Linked DNA regions of Homo sapiens: region 2 is linked to region 1. A link is a contact called in ENCODE Hi-C data. All regions are on one chromosome and are shown on one strand. The core of a region is the stretch at or near the end of the contact, and the rest is flanking DNA. Distances in the headings are between cores, read along the strand shown.

The links. Hi-C counts contacts between places; a loop is a spot of excess contacts on that map. Pooled maps may share reads with other maps.
Region 2: a map of CD4-positive, alpha-beta memory T cell shows a loop between it and region 1 (11-fold over the local background). The contact joins the promoter of LINC00475 here to the enhancer-like site in region 1. A Hi-C loop is called at or near these places in 1 of 168 maps with a recorded cell type or tissue (CD4-positive, alpha-beta memory T cell), 1 of 37 single-sample maps with no recorded cell type and 12 of 50 pooled maps.

The regions. Positions count from the first base shown.
Region 1 is chr9:90,918,555-90,921,404 of GRCh38, forward strand. No RefSeq gene overlaps it. Among named protein-coding and RNA genes, the nearest start is that of LINC02957, 77 kb to the right of the region's middle. RefSeq lists a silencer at 2,780-2,850. Within about 2 kb of position 1,462, at least 13 of the 41 ENCODE cell types and tissues checked have a DNase peak (open chromatin) inside an H3K27ac peak, as active enhancers do.
Region 2 is chr9:92,139,973-92,142,822 of GRCh38, forward strand. LINC00475 (long intergenic non-protein coding RNA 475) reads left to right here and starts at 1,495. Exons shown (of 4, transcript NR_027341.1): 1 at 1,495-1,678. RefSeq lists enhancers at 42-621, 1,201-1,780, 1,781-2,359 and a silencer at 1,345-1,524.

The sequences.
Region 1 (2,850 bases), core at 212-2,711:
TTTTTCCATGGCCTTTTGCAATGCGCAGGGTGTGAAATCTTCCTAGACAGAAGCCCGATATGGATTCTTCAGGACATGGGTTCTGTATAACCAAAGCACCCAGATATGTGAGGGTAGGACTTAGTGGCCAGATGACCTGAGCCTCCTACTGTGCCTTCCGTACCACCTGAGCCACAGTTACCGCATGTGCGTAGTTCACTGTGGGGGTATGAAACCAGCCATGTCACAGCCATCTGTGGCATGCACCTGTAATCCCAGCTATTCAGGAGGCTGAGGCAGGAGAATCGCTTGAACCCAAGAGGCAGAGGTTGCAGTCAGCCAAGATTGTGCCATTGCACTCCAGCCTGGGTGACAAAGCAACAGAGCGAGACTCCATCTCAAAAACAAACAAACAAACAAAAAGTCAGTGTTGATGACAGTTGATGACTGTCCTCCCTGCATAGGGTGCCCCTTCACTTGTAGCTATTTACCCTTCAGGAGTTGTGCTAGAAAGGCATGAGCTCTTTCTACCACGGAGGGCAGGCACTGCCCTGGGCCTGGAGTGTGGACTCCCACCTGGAACAGCCTCTGAGTGCCCAGCCCATGGTGACCCTGATTCTGGCAATGCCCTACAGTTACATGGCCCAGCCCAGGGGTCCCTGTGGATGGAGAGCCGTTTGCCACCCCCAGGTCCATCCTGGGAAGCCGGGGCTGTGTGAGTGTCCCTAGTACTTCAGCCTTGTTCTTATGTGATCTGCACGGAACCCGCTCCAGGCTTGCCATCACCCCCAGATGGCTGAGGACCACCTGTTCTCCTCAGCCAGGGCCAGGGCTGAGGTGAGAGAAGGGGACACTGGGGCGTAGCTTAAGGACACTCACTTGCCTCACCTGGCCTGGGCCTGCCATAGGGATCAACCCAGCCATGTGCTTTCTGCCCAGGAAGCCACACTGAGGAAAGAGACTGGAGGCAACCCAGCCTGGGTGCTCGTCCTTTGTTGCCCATACAATGGGCTTTCAGCTTCAGCCCTCTGTCGACCTCGCAGGGTGGGCTTAATGTGCTGTGCAGTAGGGTGAGACCCTCCGAGGCCGGAGTCTCTCCCCTGCCCCAAGACCATTTCAGCCTCTGCCGTGTTCTTGCATGGGTATTGTCAGTGGAAGAGAGAAAGCATTCCATGGTTGGTGACTTCTGGAAACCTCTGTGGACTTGCATTCCCTCCGTTGGAATGAAGCATCTTCAGGATGCACAGAATTTCGGCAGCACGGAAACCTGCTTGTGCTCATTTCTCCCGGCATGTCCTCCACGTCTTTGACTCCTCACAAGGCGGCTGTACAGGCACTTTCCCATGCCAGGCCTCACTGTTGGCCTGGCATGGGCTCCCACTCAGCCCGTGCTGTTCCAGCGAGTCCTTCCTGGGGCCTGAAACCTTAGCCCATGGCTCCTTCCCCACATAGTTTTCCCTCTTTCTATGGCTGACGACCTCTCCCTCGGGCCCCAGAACATGACGTCCCCACTACTTTGAGGCTGCCAAGCTCTCGGGAAACGGGTCGCTCTGTTCCTCTCTTGGGCCTCCCACAGCCCTGGAACAGTCTGGGTGCCCTGGGAGGGACCCAGCCAGCCTCTCCTTGCTGGCTGGACTGTGTCCAAGCATTGTGCTCCATGCATCCCCTCCTGGACAGCCTTGGCTGCCGTGCTCATCAGCGCTTCTACCAGGGCAGTAAAGGAGAAGGACAGCAGGCAGAGCTGCACTCTCTGCATTGGCCCCCAACTCCTAATGCCGGCATGAGTTGGCTTGGCCAAAATGAATTGTTTGGATGATTTTTCTGTATTTGAAGAGCCAAGGAAAAAGTTTCCATTTTGTGTCTGTGTGTGTGTCCGTATATACGTCTGCATGTATGTCTGCGTGTATGTCTGTATGTGTGTCTGTGTGTCTAAGTGTCCCTTTATGGGTCTGTGTGTGTATGTACATGTGTATGTCCATGTCTATGTGTATCTGCGTGTATCTGTGTGTCTGTATGTACATGTGTGTCTGTATGAGTCTGTGTGTCTGCATGTATCTGTGTCTGTGTGTCTATATATACATGTGTGTCTTATGAGTCTGTGTCTGCATGTATCTGTATCTGTGTGTCTGTGTGTCTTACATACATGTGTGTCTGTATGAGTCTGTGTATCTGTATGTATCTATGTGTCTGTATGCCCATGTGTATCTTATGAGTCTGTGTGTCTGCATGTGTCTGTGTGTCTGTGTGTCTGTATGTACATGTATGGCTGTATGAGTCTGTGTATCTATGTACCTGTGTGTCTGTGTGTCTGTATGTACATGTGTATCTGTATGAGTCTTTGTATCTGTATGTATCTGTGTGTCTGTTTATATGTACATGTGTGTCTGTATGAGTCTGTGTATCTGTGTGTATCTGGGTATCTGTGTGTCTGTGTGTACTTGTGTGTCTTATGAGTCTGTGTGTCTGCATGTATCTGTGTGTCTGTATGTACATGTGTGTCTTATGAGTCTGTGTGTCTGCATGTATCTGTATGTCTGTGTGTGTCTGCATGTGTTGTGTCTCAGCGCACAAACCCGCAGCACACAGAGCTGGCCCTGCCCATCCACTGACACAGGAAACCTGAGCCTCGAAAGCAGCCCATGGCGCACCTCAGTGCTGGTGCACTCACCCTCTTCAGCCTCCTGGTTCTTCCACGGAGCCCAGCTCTGGAGCAGCAGAGCTCAGGGACACTGTGTTCCTCCTGTCCTCACATGCTGCAGCCCACCACCTTGCCAAGCTGTGTCTGGGCACGTTTCTGGAACCTGGCTTGGCTCCAGCACTGGCCCTGCCAGCTCTGTGCAGACAAGCTCCCAGGAGACGCCCTGGGATTTC
Region 2 (2,850 bases), core at 245-2,744, 1.2 Mb after region 1:
GCTCATCTTCTACTTTCAGCGCCATGGCACCAACGGGAGGCCTAGGGTCAGGGTCTGCTCATTTCTTGGTCCGGCTATGCAGCCCCTCTAGCCCTGGGAGGTTATCGGAGAGTGGAGAGGTGTTGATGAGAGGATTCTGGCATGTGGAAGGACAGGGTGGAAGAAATCCTGGATGCCTCTGAGGTCCCAGGTTTCTGGTATACCCTCTGGCTGGACCATGGGGAGACAGGGCAAAAAAGGAAGGAGGGGTGCCCACAGCCTGCTCTAGCTCTGCACTGGGGCTTGGCTCAGCATGGGAGAGACCAGAGACAGCAAGAGGCTGCGTGAAGGAAGCACAGCCAGCTCACTATGGTCTAAGGAGAGAACAGGGATTGGCCTCAGTTTTAACCACCGTGCCCTTTGCTCACCAGGGCTCTGGGGCCGGCCAGGTCAGCCAGTTGGTGGGATTCCAGCCTCAGGGTGGCCGAGCTGCAGGTGCAGCACCCGGCCTCCAGGTGGCGCCAATCTGCTTACTTTGAGGTGGCCTCTTGACAAGCAGCTGAGCTGCACGCAGTCCCTCAGCCTGCCGAGGTCCTGGGAGCAGGGATCAAGGTGGTCCCCGTAAACCTGACAGTAAACCTGACAGAGGCTGCAGGAGTGCATTTCCACCCAGGGTGCACTCAGCGAGTGGAACTCCACACCCGTTTCTTTGGAGTCAAGGCGCGACCTCTCAGGGAGGAGACTGCTCCTGGTTGCCCACTGCCGGGTCATCCCAGCTTGCAGTGGAACCCTCCGCAGCCTGGCCTCTTCCAGGGTAGCCCCTCACTCCCCTCTCTCTTGTCCTAGGATAAGGCCGAGGAGGGCTGACGAGTTCCAGCTCTGGGGATGCCCTATCAGCTGTGTCACCTTGAACAAATCATTTCTCCTCTTGGGTCTCTGTTTCCTCCAGTGTGAAACGTGGTGAAGGCATGAGGGGCTATGAGAGCCCCAAGGCCTCTTTCAGAGATCTCCTCTGGGTCCCATGTGACCCCGTGGCTATCCCCAAAGGCAAGAGGGTCCCCAGCCCTGCAGCCAAGGCCCTGGGACACCCTTTCTAAACAAGTGCAGGTCTCTGACGGGCTGAGCTTTGCTCGCTTGGGTTTCTTTGCTTTTTTCCTTTTTTTATCTTTCCTGAATGAAATTCCTGCCAGCTCCGAAGGAAGGAGGGAAGGGAGCTAGCCGCAGCGTAGAAAGTTTCCTTGACTCCTCCTCCGGCTGGGTCTCCCTCCCTTGCCAAGCCCAGCCTGTGAAACTGAATAACGAAGATCACTCAACAATGCCTGCTCCTCTCTGACTGCACCGCCCCGCCGCCGACGCCCAGTAGAGCCCCCGGGGCGGTCCCCACCGACGGCGCAGCCCGCCGGGACCGGGAGAAAGCAGCTGCGGACACCGCGCCCGTGCGTCTGCGCGCCTGGCCGCCAGGTGACCCAGCAGCCCGGCCGCCGAGATGCCCAACCCGCCCAGGCTCCGGGCGCTGTGACTTCGCGCCGCTGTGTGCGCCTCCCCGAGCGCCGGCTGCGCCCCCCAGCCCGGCCCGGGGCCTACCGCCTGCCCGGCCCCCTGCCACTGCCAGGAGGACGGCATCATGCTGTCTGCCGACTGCTCTTGAGCTTGGGCTGTCCGCCATACCGGGGGACCTGGATCCCCTGACGGCTTACCTGTGAGTACTGCCCGCCTGTCTCCACCTGGTACTGCGGGCTGCTGGCTTGCACCCAGTCCTGGCCTCAGCAGGACACCTGCTTGCTTGGTGCCCTGGGGCGTGGGCATCCCGGAGAGGGTTCACCCCCTTCCAAGTTGACCGTTGCGGGACTGGGGAGGGGAGAAGAGTCTGAGACTAAATATCAGGCGAGCAGGGAGACCAGGCTTCCCTGACTTGGCTTCCCCATTGGCCTCCGTGCTTGTGGGCTGACTGCGGGAGCCCAGGTTTGGCAAGGTGGGTTCTGGACCCTAAGCGGGAGGGCGCGGGGCTGGCTCCCCCATCTCCTGTTGCTGCATTCTCTTCCAGCAGAGCAGTGCCCAGGATGGTGGCTGAGGGTAAAGCTGACAGAACTGGAGGTGGAGGTGAGGGGAGCGTGCCCCAGTGGGGTGGAAATAATGTCTGTTCTTCTGCCATGGTGAGGACAACAGGGCTGTCACACTGAGGCTGGGTGGCCTTCTTTGGGGGGGGGGTCCCAGAAGCTGGGAGGGGGGCCTTATCCACTCTTGTCTCCTCAGAAAGGGACTCTGCCAGCACCATCTCCCTTTACTGGGGCCTCCCGGCTCCCCCAGGGGCCTCCCTAAAGTCATGTCCCAAGAGGCTGTGTTGGAGACACTAATTTGTGGGCAGGCGCGGAGGCTGAAAAGCGGAGAACCATTTTTAGCGTCTGAGTTGGGGTGAGATGGCCCGTGAAGGGGACCCTATTGGGGGCAGCTGTCCTGTCCGTCTGGCTCACAGGAGCTTCCCCTCAGAGCTGGAGGGCTGGGGGCTCTCGCTGCTTACCACATGGGCAGGAGGAGGGTGAGAGAGCACATTCCAGGCCACCTACCCGCACCCCCAGCCCCGCTCTGGGGAAAGGAGACCTCCTCCAGCCCAGCTCTGCAGGCTCCATCAACTTCCTCAGAGGAGCTGGGAGCAGGTGGGAAAGCCTGGGGCCTTCTGCTGAGGGCTAGGATCCCAGAGCTCCTTCTGGCCTGAGAGAGACCCCTCATGGCTTCTAGCATGTGGGAGTTCTAGCACGTGGGAGCTTAGAGGAAGAGGACGCTGGGCGAATCTTTATAGGGGCCTAGCAAGAATTTGTGGAACTAAAAGGATGCTCAGTGTTGGCAGTGTCCTGGTGGGAGGCAGAGGGTCCC